Regions from separate parts of the Homo sapiens genome. Here all the other regions are linked to region 3. Evidence: chromatin contacts called from ENCODE Hi-C or POLR2A ChIA-PET data. All regions are on one chromosome and are shown on one strand. The core of a region is the stretch at or near the end of the contact, and the rest is flanking DNA. Distances in the headings are between cores, read along the strand shown.

The links. Hi-C counts contacts between places; a loop is a spot of excess contacts on that map. ChIA-PET counts read pairs that join two places held with the same protein, here RNA polymerase II (POLR2A). Pooled maps may share reads with other maps.
Region 1: a map of mammary epithelial cell shows a loop between it and region 3 (3-fold over the local background). The contact joins the enhancer-like site here to the promoter of SOX9 in region 3. A Hi-C loop is called at or near these places in 3 of 168 maps with a recorded cell type or tissue (Calu3, breast epithelium and mammary epithelial cell) and 2 of 50 pooled maps. POLR2A ChIA-PET finds 5 or more read pairs at or near these places in 1 of 52 experiments (activated T-cell).
Region 2: POLR2A ChIA-PET joins it to region 3 with 28 read pairs in HepG2. The contact joins the enhancer-like site here to the promoter of SOX9 in region 3. A Hi-C loop is called at or near these places in 6 of 168 maps with a recorded cell type or tissue (A673, Caco-2, HCT116 and 3 more). POLR2A ChIA-PET finds 5 or more read pairs at or near these places in 16 of 52 experiments (A549, A673, AG04450 and 11 more).

What each region holds. Positions count from the first base shown.
Region 1 is chr17:71,791,739-71,795,954 of GRCh38, forward strand. No RefSeq gene overlaps it. Among named protein-coding and RNA genes, the nearest start is that of ROCR, 230 kb to the right of the region's middle. Within about 2 kb of position 1,398, at least 2 of the 41 ENCODE cell types and tissues checked have a DNase peak (open chromatin) inside an H3K27ac peak, as active enhancers do; they include mammary epithelial cell, where a contact is called at or near this core.
Region 2 is chr17:72,443,043-72,446,986 of GRCh38, forward strand. All of the region lies in intron 1 of LINC00673 (long intergenic non-protein coding RNA 673), which reads right to left. Among named protein-coding and RNA genes, the nearest start is that of LINC02003, 100 kb to the left of the region's middle. Within about 2 kb of position 2,675, at least 7 of the 41 ENCODE cell types and tissues checked have a DNase peak (open chromatin) inside an H3K27ac peak, as active enhancers do; they include IMR-90 and stomach, where a contact is called at or near this core.
Region 3 is chr17:72,117,854-72,122,341 of GRCh38, forward strand. SOX9 (SRY-box transcription factor 9) reads left to right here and starts at 3,167. Exons shown (of 3, transcript NM_000346.4): 1 at 3,167-3,969. The coding sequence starts at 3,539. It also overlaps a transcript of SOX9-AS1 not described here. RefSeq lists enhancers at 1-464, 1,830-2,330, promoters at 2,432-3,199, 3,054-3,199 and silencers at 2,813-3,142, 4,053-4,152.

The sequences.
Region 1 (4,216 bases), core at 148-2,647, 330 kb before region 3:
ACCCAGTCTCTATGAAATAAATAAATAAATAAAAATTAGTAAGCATGGTGGCACACACCTGTAGTTCCAGCTACTCAGGAGACTGAGGTGGAAGGATCACTTGAGCCCAGGAGTTCGAGGATGCAGTGAGCTATGATCGCGCCACTGCATTCCAGCCTGGGTAACAGAGTGAGACCCTGTCTCAAAAAATAATAATAATAATAATAATTCTCAGTTTCCCTAAAAGGTAGAGAATAAGAACTCCTTATAGGCAAAGTTTATATTGTGGCAATGCCCTACAGTATATAAGTAAATCTTGTGTCATATAATAAGTTTTCAAATAAAAACAATTGATGTGGGTAGTAGTAATAGAAGAGAAAGTTTTGAGATAGAACAGAGTATTATGGGCGGGTGCTTATACCTCTTAGGAGAGTATTCTGCTGCACAGAAAGATCCCTAGAACTGCTTAGCCCATTTTATACTGGGTTTTCCAGTCTCAGTTGGTGACTAGACTAATAAAGATTGAATTCATTTTAGCTAGTACTTATTAAGCATATTATTGTCACACACCTACATATATGCATGCTCCCATCTCAGGGAACAATTGTCTTTGAAAATGCTCAACTTCTAATCAGAGTTCAGGAAGGGAACGGAAACTCCATTTTTATTCTCTTTCTTGTAGTCCAATAAGCTTATCCTGGTAAATAAATATCCCTGCTACAACCAGAAAGCAAGCTTTTGGTTTTCAATTTAGCTTCATCCATCTCCATGTTCTTAACTATGAGGAGAACGACAGAAGCTATAGGATTCTCAGGTCTACTGCAAACTCAAAGCATTTTAGGATGCGACAGACTTCGAGAGAGAACGCTACGGATGCCTGGATTGGACTTCATGCTCAAGACGCTGTTAGGAGGCCGTTCAGAGCCACTGAATTCAATCACCATGAGCACTCCACTCTCTCTTGTATTCACTTTCAGATACATGCACTGATTTTTGTTTCATGTCAGTTTCCGCTCTTACATTTATCTTGCAAACTAACCATTGCTAGTCTCTCCTCCCATGCAACTTTTCCAAGTGTTTGTAGGCAAATTAATAAAGACTTCGCCAGTTACCAAGGCAATTGCAATGAGGGCTCCTCAATGTGGTACCTTTATTCCAATAAGATTTTCTGTCTCCAAGGTGGAATTCCTGCCAAATTTCTCTTTTCCTCTCATTTCCCTCCTATTTGAGTAAGGTGAGAAATGAAAAGTAAAGTAGTAGGGTCGTATTTAACAGTGTCAGATGCCAGGACACACTGCTCCTTCATTGTCCCGAGGCTTTCTAAATGGAGTCAGTGCTGCCGGGAATGTTTCCTCCCTTCCAGCCCGCTTTCGCCTTCTTATAGAGTGTATCAAGCAAGTCAGTGAGCTGTGGTTTTCCTATTCAGGCCAAGGCAAGCAAGCTAAATGCGCTTTGAGTGCTGAAAGGCCTCTGGGTCACTTCATGGTATGCAATGAATCAGAAACTTACCAGGGTATTGATTCATATTCAGGACATATTTAAATGTACAAGCAATCCCTGTTTTGATTTCCATTTCCATTTTTTTAAATGTCTATGTCGAAATCTTAGGTGTGGTCAGGATTCAGATAAATATTAACATATTACAAATCATTTAGATAATGTCTTATGTTCAATTTAGATTTCATTCTGCCATTCAGGATATTCCTTTAGAAAAATAATTTGTTTATTTATCTTTTATGTTTGTTTTGCTGCTACTATATTACTGTATGTGGGGAGGGGTGAAAAGTAAAATATATACGGCATAAGACATGAAGGTAGAGACCCAATGTGATGATTAATTTTATATGTCAACTTGACTGGGCCATGGAGTGCTCAGATACTTAGTCGAACATAATTTTGGGTGTTTCTGTAAAACTGTTTTGGGGTAAGTTTAACATTTAAGTTGTAAACATTTCAATCAGTAGAGCAGACAGCCCTTCCTCATGTGGGTGGGCCTTATCCAATCAGTTGAAGGCCTAAAGAGAACAAAAAGTCTGAGCTTCCCCTGAATCATGGGGAACCCCCTCCTGCATGACTGCTTGAGCTAAAACAACATTTTTTTTTTCCTGCCTTTGGACTCAACTGAAACATTAGCTCTTCCTAGGTCTCGAGCTTGCTGGCTTTCAGACTAGAACTACACCATCAGCTCTCCCAGTTTTTAGGCCTTTGGACTCAGACTGTAACTGCACCATAGGCTCTCTTAGGTCTCCAACTTGCTGACTGCAGCTCCTGGAGCTGACTTGTCAGCCTTCATAATCACTTGAGCCCATTCCTCTTTCTCTCTGTGTGTGTATGTGTGTGTGTATATATATATATATATATATGTGTGTGTATATATATATATGTGTGTATATATATATGTGCATATATATGTATGTATGTATGGAGATATATATATAGATATATATAGATGGATATAGATAGATAGATAGAAAGATAGATACATAATCTCCATCCCATTGGTCTGTTTCTCTGGAGAATCCCAATACATTCAACTTCTTGTCAAGTACCTTCAGGATCTTAATAGATTCACTACACTCTCTAAGGTTTCTTTTCCCCTTATGTAACTGCGACAGAAAAAATGTTCAAATGCCTCCCAGTGACACTGAGATGATAAAAAGATAAATCGCAAAGAGATCCTAGAAGAATACACCATAGATATCCCCATGCACTAAGAAAATCTTTCTTATGGTTTTGTCCAGCAGAACCTAGCAACCTTTCAGCTCTGACTGAAAATGGAAGACTTAGCTCTCCATCATTGGCAAGGAAAAGCTGTCGTGTGCTGGCCTTAACCATTGAGATATTCCTTATTCCTTCTGAAAACTTGTCTCTTTTGGTGGAAAGGAATGGAATCTTATTCATAATCTTTTAACAATAAATAAACCCTAGGTGCTTAACATGAAGTAATTGAATGTGGACCTGTCTCTAATCAGAGAAAAATCGTACTTGAAATATTTTTTGTGTAAGACAAATCCTTTTTTAAAACGTTGTACTCCAGCTCTTAATGATAACAAAAAAGAGCAGAATTTTACATTATTTAAAAAGTCTCCATTTTAATGGTTCAAAATTTGGTGGACATAAAATTAACCAATATTTTTAAGAAATACCATTTTTATATTAGATTTGATTTATACAACTACACATACATTCCACATCCTGTCCTAGCACAATATTTTCACATTTAATAACTATTTACGTGAGTGAGTAGCTAAATGGCTGGAAAGTAATATTGCATGGTTGTGGAAAATACAGACTGACTCAGACTGACGGAGGTAGAGTCATGCCTTTACAAATTAATAAGTATATGACATTGCAAAAATTACTGAAACTCAAGACTTGGTCTTAACATCTACAAAATGGGATGATAGTAGTAGTGAGCCTTAAAGGAGCTAGTACATTGCATACTGTTCATTCAGCAATATACCTAGCACATAGTAAGTTTTCAATAAATACTATCACTGATTATTAGAATGATGACCTATAAATTGATCAGAAGTGCCAGAGGTAACACTTTCTAACTGTAGCTGTACTGCTACTAAAGAAGGATAACCACCTTCTCAAATTGGTACTCCTTTTCCAAAGAAAGGTATAACAGGAAGGGAAAGATGATGCAGGGCAAACTGACCATCATGAAGTACACATTCTTCTTGATGCTTTCCTTGGAGGTTCTCAGAAGAGACTGGTGAGGAAACTGAGTCATGGACATGACATAATCTCAAATATGATTATAACACTGAAAAGGACATGGGTTTCTTTTTTTATGTAGCACATTGACATAAAATGAATGCATGATACAATGGAATTACTTGCTCTATTAGTCTGTTCTCATGCTGCTAATAAAGAAATACCCAAGACTAATTATTTATAATTAGGATAATTTATAAAGGAAAAAGGTTTCATTGAATCACAGTTCAGCATGGCTGGGGAGGCCTCACAATCATGGCAGGAGGCTAATGAAGAGCAAAGTCATGTCTTACATGGCGGCAGGCAAGAGAGCATGTGCAGGGGAGCTCCCCTTTACCAAACCATCAGCTCTCTTGAGACTTATTCATTATCATGAATACAGCAAGGGAAAAACCCACCTCCGTGATTCAATTACCTCCCACTGGGTCCCTCCCATGACACATGGGGATGATTACAATTCAAGGTGAGCTCTGGGTGGAGACACAAAGCCAAACCATATCACTTGCCATCAGGA
Region 2 (3,944 bases), core at 1,425-3,924, 320 kb after region 3:
ATCTTTACAAATTGTATACGTTGGATATTTGTACCTTGGGTTTTGTGTGTGTGTGTGTGTGTGTGTGTGTGTGTGTGTCTATGGTTACGTAGGATCAGTGAAATATGGGTGCCCAACTTTGGGGTAAAGGAAAGCCTTGGGGTGGAAGCAAAGCCAAGCCTAAAACTCCCAGCCCAGCCATTATTCTCTAGACCTCAGGGCCTGCAAGATTCATACTGTCCTCCCAAAAAATGTCCTGGGCCTCTTGTGTAGACATTCATACCAACTAGGCCCTTCAACCAGAAGATACTTAGAGAAGACTCCAAAGTTCCCAACCTCTAGGCATTTGAGAATTCATAACCAAAACCAGGCTCTCAGTTTAAAGCGATACTGTGATGAGTGACAAAACACGTGAGCCTTTTGAGCCCATCTGCAGAAAGTGTCCACTTGACACGGTCACACAATGAGTAGCCTCTGAGGTGCCCGGGGCCACCTCTCACCCAGGCAACAGCAGAAGGAACTGGGGACTTATACTAACACCAAATCAGAACCTACTACTTTCAGACACTGCCAAGAAGCAGAAGACCGCAATTTATTGGTTAAGAAAAATACTGCCATAATTAATTATTCATCTCTGCCAATAACAATAACAACCAATAGTGAGAACACATGATCCTATTTGCATTTCTTTTCTCCATCTAAAATAAATTTACCAATAAAAATTTAAAAATAAATAAGGCCAGGCACGCTTGCTCACACCTGTAATCTCAGCAATTTGGGAGGCAGAGGTGGGAGGACTGCTTGAGGCCAGGAGTTCAATACCAGCCTGGTCAACATAGGAAGACCCTGTCTCTACCTTATTTCTTTTTTATTTTTTGAGACAGAGTCTCGCTCTGTTGTCCAGGCTGGAGTGCAGTGGTGTGATCTTGGCTCACTGCAAACTCTGCCTCCTGGGTTCAAGCTATTCTCCTGCCTCAGCCTCCCGAGTAGCTGGGATTAGAGGTGCGTACCACCTACACCCGGCTAATTTTTGTATTTTTAGTAGAGATGGGGTTTCACCATATTGGCCAGGCTGATCTCAAACTGGCTGGTCTCGAACTCCTGACCTCGTGATTTGCCCGCCTCAGCCTCTCAAAGTGCTGGGATTACAGGCGTGAGCCACCACGCCCAGCCTCTACCTTTTTTACAAATGAAAAATAAAAATAAATAAATACTCCATAATCCCACAGCTCTGAGCATGCTGTAAGTCTGAGAGGTAAATAATCAGGTTTCAATGTTAAATGTCAATCCCCTTTCATCCTCCTTTCCCTAGAAGCAGCCAAGTATAAATCAGAGTCGCAGGGATGTAGGAATCCAAAATGCAGAACTTCCCAACAGCAGTTGGGGTTTAATTTGCCACACATCTCCCACTCTGGAGGTATTAACTCAAATCCTGATGGGGCATCGATGGCGTGGCCGATGCTATGTTGGGAGCTAGGGCTTCGCCTCTGCCTGTGTGGTGTGTATTCCAGAGGGACACAGGTCAAAACAAGTAAACACAAACATTCAGTTATAAATCATGAAGTTTCTGCAAAGTAGAATGATATGGGGGTGGGAACAGCATCACAGCAACTGCAAAGGCCCCTCCAAGAAAATGACATGAAGCAGATGCCTGACACAGATACAGTCAGCTGCATGAATGAACCTAGGGAGCTGCGTGCTGGCTGCACCCCAGGCAGAACTGGGGTGGACCCCAGCTCCAAAGCCGCACCGTAGAAAGCGGAAATTCTGAAAATGTTTTAAAAAAATAATTAGACTCGGGAGAACACAAGACCCATGAGGATACAGGCTGGGGAACACTCCTTTTTACAAACTGCAGGCATGACCTCGAGGTAAGGTGAGAAACACAGAGAGCCCTGGAGAGCAGTCCTTGTTCTAGCACCTTCCACCGAGCTCAGTAACACGACAGTACATTTTGAAGCAAAGGGAAAAATCATGAGATGTTGCCTTTACCAGATAACTCATCTTGCTAAGGCACCTTTACCCCTCGTGGTCTTGAGGGTTCTGGGAAGGCATTGATGAGGACCTCCAGTACGTCCACCCAGCATTTTATTATCATAAGTGCGAAGCTTGGTTACAATTTTACAAAATAAAATGAAGGCTTCCTGATTCCTAGTCCCTAGTTGGGATAACCTCCCCAAAGCAAGCCTGGAAAATCCCTGGGCGGCCAGGTCACTGGGGCTCAAAGTCCTCCTCCTCCCCGCCCCACCCACCCATGGAAAAGTACTGGCATCTCAGCGGCTGGGTTTCTTCCAGGAGGCCCTGCTGGGGATGTGTCAGTGCCCCCAACCCGAAGCCCACAGGGAAATCTCACCCCACTGGGTTGAGCCCCAACCTCCCACTCTGGCCCCATTGGTTTCACACCCTTGAACAATCCTGCCCAAATAACCTAGCAGCTAAGTGTGGCCAGGGGCCAGGAAAAAAGCCCTGAAAAGCAGTGAGCTCTTCAGATCCGAGAGCTCACAGCTTGGCTGGGACGCTGCCCACTGTGGAAAATGGAACGTGAAGATCTGGTACAGTGAGGGTGGTGGGGGAGGGAAGCCCTGACCCCACCCAGCCTGCGTAAGAGCAGAGGGTCAACTTCCCAGGGTATCTGGAAAGCTCTGGCAAGGGTGGGCAGAGGTGGGTGGCGATGGGGCCGGCGGACACACGGCCTCGTGCTTTTCATGCGATGACACACCTGACTGGCCAGGCACACCTGGACGTCGGGGCAGGCCAAGCTTTCCAACAGTCACTCACTGTTCCTTGAGTGGAGAGGCCTGGCAGCCACGCTCCTCACAGACAGGGGGGTTTTTCTCCTTCTTGGTAGGCCACGCCTCCCCCGGGCACATACTGCCTCTGTCCGAGGGTTTCGTCCAAGCCCTGGGCTCTGACCACAAAAAGCGCCCTTTTCTTTGGCGGGCTCACCTCAGACGTGAGGTACCAGAGAGCCAAACCGTCTGCTAAAAGGACATCCCCAGCACATTTCTCCCTAGGCAGAGGGTCTGTGGCTGGCGGCCACAAACAGCACATCCTCCCTCCATCCTGGGGCCTTACAGAATTGCCCCTTGGTTCCTGCTATATTCATGGCAGAAGGACAGTAAACTAAAGGAGCTCTTGGCTTGCTCGGGGTGCTCCCGTCTGACCCAAAGCAAACTGGGTAAATCCCTGGTAAAAACCAAGTTGTTGAACACAGGGCTTCAGGTCTTGGCCCATTCGGTGTGGCCATTCCCACTCCAATGTCTCTGTGAAAATGCAAAAATAAATAAATAAATAAATAAATAAATAAATAAATAAATAAACACGAATGGCGACACCTTCCTCCAGCAGAGAGAGATTACGGCCTCCACCAAAACACTCAATGGGTTCCTGGCAGGGCTTCCACCCCAACTGTGGACACTAGATAGAGAGATGCTCTTCATGAGAGTCTTGAGGGTTCCTTGTTAAAAAAAAAAAAAAAAAAAAAAAAAAAGTGGGTTTTTTTTGGTTTTCTTTTTTTGGTCATACAAAACGTAGTTGTGAAAGGAAAAGAAAATGCCAGCCCTGTTTGACAGACATTAGATTTATGATCGTTTTTTAAGCCTCAAGTACGTCACAAGAATCGGCCCACCCACTGCACTGCCCTGATTGTAAACACGGCCAAGTGCCCATCCCTGCTCTTCCCCTATCGGACCTGGGCTCCTCCGCTTCTGAACAGCCCTTGTTTCCCTCTCCTGGTCTCTGGTGGGTTAAAAAGATGCCTGGCTGTATATATATGGAGAGCGTACACCATGGAGCTCTCTGAGCTAAAACCTCCAAGACAAACATAGCCCGCTCACGCCTTCCCCGTCTGCCGGCAGGCCGCAGATGTTAATAAACATGGTTGGGGTTTAGGGTTTGCCCACTGATTCCTCCATCCATTTTACACTCGACAAGTCAGGAGAGCATTTTTTCCCCCTTCCCTTAAC
Region 3 (4,488 bases), core at 1,917-4,416:
AACTCTGGGCTCCGGTCTCAGCTCCCGCGTAGACGCGGAGGAGAGATTGGCGGCCCCCGCTGGGGAAATTGAGCCCGGCGCCGGTCCGGGACGTGCAAGAGGGGGAAAGGGGGAGATCCCAGACCTCGGTTTCCCGAGGGCTTCCCTGGGGAGCCACTCGCACCTCTGTGTCTCCGCTCCCGGCGGCAGACCTCGCGGCGCTTGCTCAAGAGCGGGTATCCGAAAGCACGTCCCGAACACGGAGAAGCGCCCTCCGTCTCCTGCCTCGTGACCTGCGCCCTTTCCCTCCCTCACCGCATCAGATGGAGGACCCTGGCTCCTTTCGCCCCTGGCAAAATGCTCTAGCCAACACTGGGTCAACAGCCTTAGTTTCCAGATCTGTAACCTGAACATCAGGAGCGGGTTCCTTTCCTTCTACCTGTGTCTGAGGTCCTCTGGTCGGGGACTGCGCGCGTCTTCCCAGGTCAGGGAGGAGGGGTCGGGGCGACCTGAGAAAGACACAACGAAGCGAATGGAGCCCCTGAATGGGGAAAGGGGAGTGGACACCAGGAGGCCCCTGCAGAAATGCAGGACCGATCCACTCGCGAGCTGACAATGCCACGCGCTAGACTTGGCCTGACGGTGGCAACGCTTGGCACCTGGGGGATAGGGGCCTTCTCCTGGCCTCAGTCCCCAAATTCTGCGCAGAATAGAACGGCTGGCATCTCAAGTGCTCTTTTTTCACCCGGATCTCTACAGACACAAGTTCCCTCACTGAGCTGCGCAGAGGTGGATCCGCACAGGAGGGAATATCGCGTAGGAATTCCTGCAAATATAAATCTCAGCAGCAAAGCAGTCCAGATTGACTGGAACACACCACCCCCAGCCACCACCATCCAAGTTTTCCCTGGTTCTCGGAGTTGGAAACAGTTTCTGGGCTTTTGGCGCCCCCTCTGGATACAGATGAAAACTGCAGTCCATTTTTAAGTCGCCTGTTCATAAGTTTTCAGGAAGATGTAAAATTCAAAAATGCTTGCATCAAATCAACGGGAAATGTATAAATCCCCGTCGTTTATGATGTAAAACTCTACATATTAGTATCTTATTGCATAATTGCATTAAAAGTATATTTATACATATACGTATATATCTTGACATATATTTAGTGAAATATTCCAAAATATCTTAAAGTCATAGCCCTCTTCACTGACTTTATTCCAGCAAACATGGTAATTACAATATCATACAACTAAGTACAGACGACCTGGCTAAAATGTCTGCCCGATGGTCTCCGAGTCTCCTGAATCAGGTGTCTGAGAATTACACAGTTATACTGTACACACAATGCCCTTCTACCCGGGACACAGAAATAGGTCCACACTACGCGGACTTTTTTCTCCTAGGAAAGGACGATGCTGTTCTTACACTTTCTGAAAGTAATCACAGAGCCCTGGATACGAAGCTATTGTATGCAAATCTCTTAAATTTGTAAACGAGCTATAGGGCACCAGAAACATCCCATTTGAAGAAGTTACATTCGTTAAAAAAAAAATGCTGTTGAACAAGGCTGTAACTTACTACCTTATGAAGAGTTCCATTTCCTATAAGAAATGTCGGGCTTCTTCCGAAGACAACGAGAGAAAACAAGATTTTAAGAAATTCTCCCGGAAGGACATTGATTTGGATCTTGTGATAGTGTCCTCACTTCGCAAATTAGAAAGGGAAAAAAAAACTAGTTTTTATTATGATGTGGGCCGATTCACCACAACAATAATTTAATTGAGGCGAATTTTTGCAAGAGCCCAAAAGGGTGGGGGGGGGGGGGGAGTTTAAAATTAAGAGTTTCCCAATGCTGTGCGTTTATTTGGGATTCTGAAAGCACAGAACCCGCAAGCGACCAAGACTTTTCTTCTATCCCAGAGCAGATAGCTCCGCACTTACCCAACCTGGCTCTAAGCATTTCGTGTAAACACAAAGGTTGTGCTCAAATCACACTTGAAATACATGAGAGACACCACCAATGCCTCCCCCAGAACTCCCAACTACATGCAGGTCTGAACCGACCGGACTAGAGTCAGAAGCACCGGCGCTTCACCCCTTCAGGTGTTTCGTAAATGCCAGCAAAAGCAGGCAAGCAGCATGACTCCGCCAGAGTGGAGCGTTTTGTCTGCGGTGGTGCCCATTTGTTTGGTCTTTTACAAACCAAGTGACCGGCCTGGGCCTCGCGGCCCGGGACAGCCGCATTGGCAAACTTCTATCTCTCAAAGCCAGAGCAGTTAGCAAACTCTCCCCCAGACAGGGCGACTCGGCTGACGTTTTTGACCCGGCCAGGAGGCAAAGACCAAAACGTCAGAGCAGTAGCCCTGTTACTGAGGAGCGTCGGCAGGGTCGCGGGTAGAGGGGGCTGGAGAATGACTTGTCAGAGCTCAAGGTCGATGTGGCGCGGGGCGGCCTCGAGAGCGCCGGGCTCCTGCGTGGCCACGGCCGCCGCTGCCAACCTTCGCGGGGACTTAGCTTTGCTTTCCATTGACTCCCTTTGCAAAAGCGCAGCAGAATCCTGACCAGCCGCACCAGCCCCGGCGAACCCGAGCATGTTAATCTATTTATATGGATTATTACGGAGGAACAGCGGGCGTTGAGTCACCAAAACATTTGCTTCAAAAGACTATTTCTAAGCACTTTTGCAGGCAGGCAGGCTCGCTCCAGGCGCGTAAACTCGGCTACGCATTAAGAAGCGGCTGCTTTTCGAATACTGCAAACTCCAGCTAAGTCCCCGGTGCCGCGGAGAGAGCAGTGAAAAGAAATGTCGGAGGTGGGGGTAGATCCTAGTCTAGACACACACACTTGCGCGCACACACACACACACACACACAAGATTCGCGCGGAGAAGGCACTAAAATTCTGGCATTCCGAGAGTACGACAAACTTACACACTTGGAAGTCCCGGGTCCCCCGCCTTCCCCGCAGCACCCCCCGCCCCCCCACCCTACCGTCCGCCCTTTGGCTGCGATCCCCTCCCCTCTCCTCCCCTCCCGCCTCGTCACCCAGCCCAGTGCCACAATCCTCCTCCCTCCCCAAAATCGGGTCCAATCAGCTGCCTGCCAACCCTGGGACTGCTGTGCTGTGATTGGCGGGTGGCTCTAAGGTGAGGCGGAGTATTTATTAAAGAGACCCTGGGCTGGGAGTTGGAGAGCCGAAAGCGGAGCTCGAAACTGACTGGAAACTTCAGTGGCGCGGAGACTCGCCAGTTTCAACCCCGGAAACTTTTCTTTGCAGGAGGAGAAGAGAAGGGGTGCAAGCGCCCCCACTTTTGCTCTTTTTCCTCCCCTCCTCCTCCTCTCCAATTCGCCTCCCCCCACTTGGAGCGGGCAGCTGTGAACTGGCCACCCCGCGCCTTCCTAAGTGCTCGCCGCGGTAGCCGGCCGACGCGCCAGCTTCCCCGGGAGCCGCTTGCTCCGCATCCGGGCAGCCGAGGGGAGAGGAGCCCGCGCCTCGAGTCCCCGAGCCGCCGCGGCTTCTCGCCTTTCCCGGCCACCAGCCCCCTGCCCCGGGCCCGCGTATGAATCTCCTGGACCCCTTCATGAAGATGACCGACGAGCAGGAGAAGGGCCTGTCCGGCGCCCCCAGCCCCACCATGTCCGAGGACTCCGCGGGCTCGCCCTGCCCGTCGGGCTCCGGCTCGGACACCGAGAACACGCGGCCCCAGGAGAACACGTTCCCCAAGGGCGAGCCCGATCTGAAGAAGGAGAGCGAGGAGGACAAGTTCCCCGTGTGCATCCGCGAGGCGGTCAGCCAGGTGCTCAAAGGCTACGACTGGACGCTGGTGCCCATGCCGGTGCGCGTCAACGGCTCCAGCAAGAACAAGCCGCACGTCAAGCGGCCCATGAACGCCTTCATGGTGTGGGCGCAGGCGGCGCGCAGGAAGCTCGCGGACCAGTACCCGCACTTGCACAACGCCGAGCTCAGCAAGACGCTGGGCAAGCTCTGGAGGTAGGACCCGGCGGGGGCGGCGCGGCAGGGTGGGCATCGCGGCGGCTGGGGGCGCTGGTCAGGGCTGATTTGCCCCGCCCCGCCTCCCATCGCCCGGGAGTTGCCGTTCCGGGAGCCGGCGGGATGGGGTTGGGAGTGGGAATGGGGTGTAACTGTGGCTCAGAGTTTGACAAAGTTCTTGGGCTGCTCGCGGGGACGCGGAGGAGGGGGGTGGTAAGTGGAAGAGGTGAGGGAGGTAGCTGGAGGATGGACGAAGACTGGTGGGAGACGGAAGGAGGGGGCTGCCAGCCTGCTCTCCAGTCGCCTGGAAGCTCAATCGGGGCGGGGAAGTGAAACTTGCCTCCCTCCTACCCGGCCTCTTAAAACTGCACTCTCTCGTGCAGCCCCACTGTCCACGGAGATGGGGCAAGGGAGAAACCGAGGTTGGAGGAGACCCTTGGCAGGAACTGGGAGGCGGGAGGAGGGAGGCTACTGGAAATAGGTGGGAGTGTATGGTGGGGGGTGAGAATTGGGGACCTT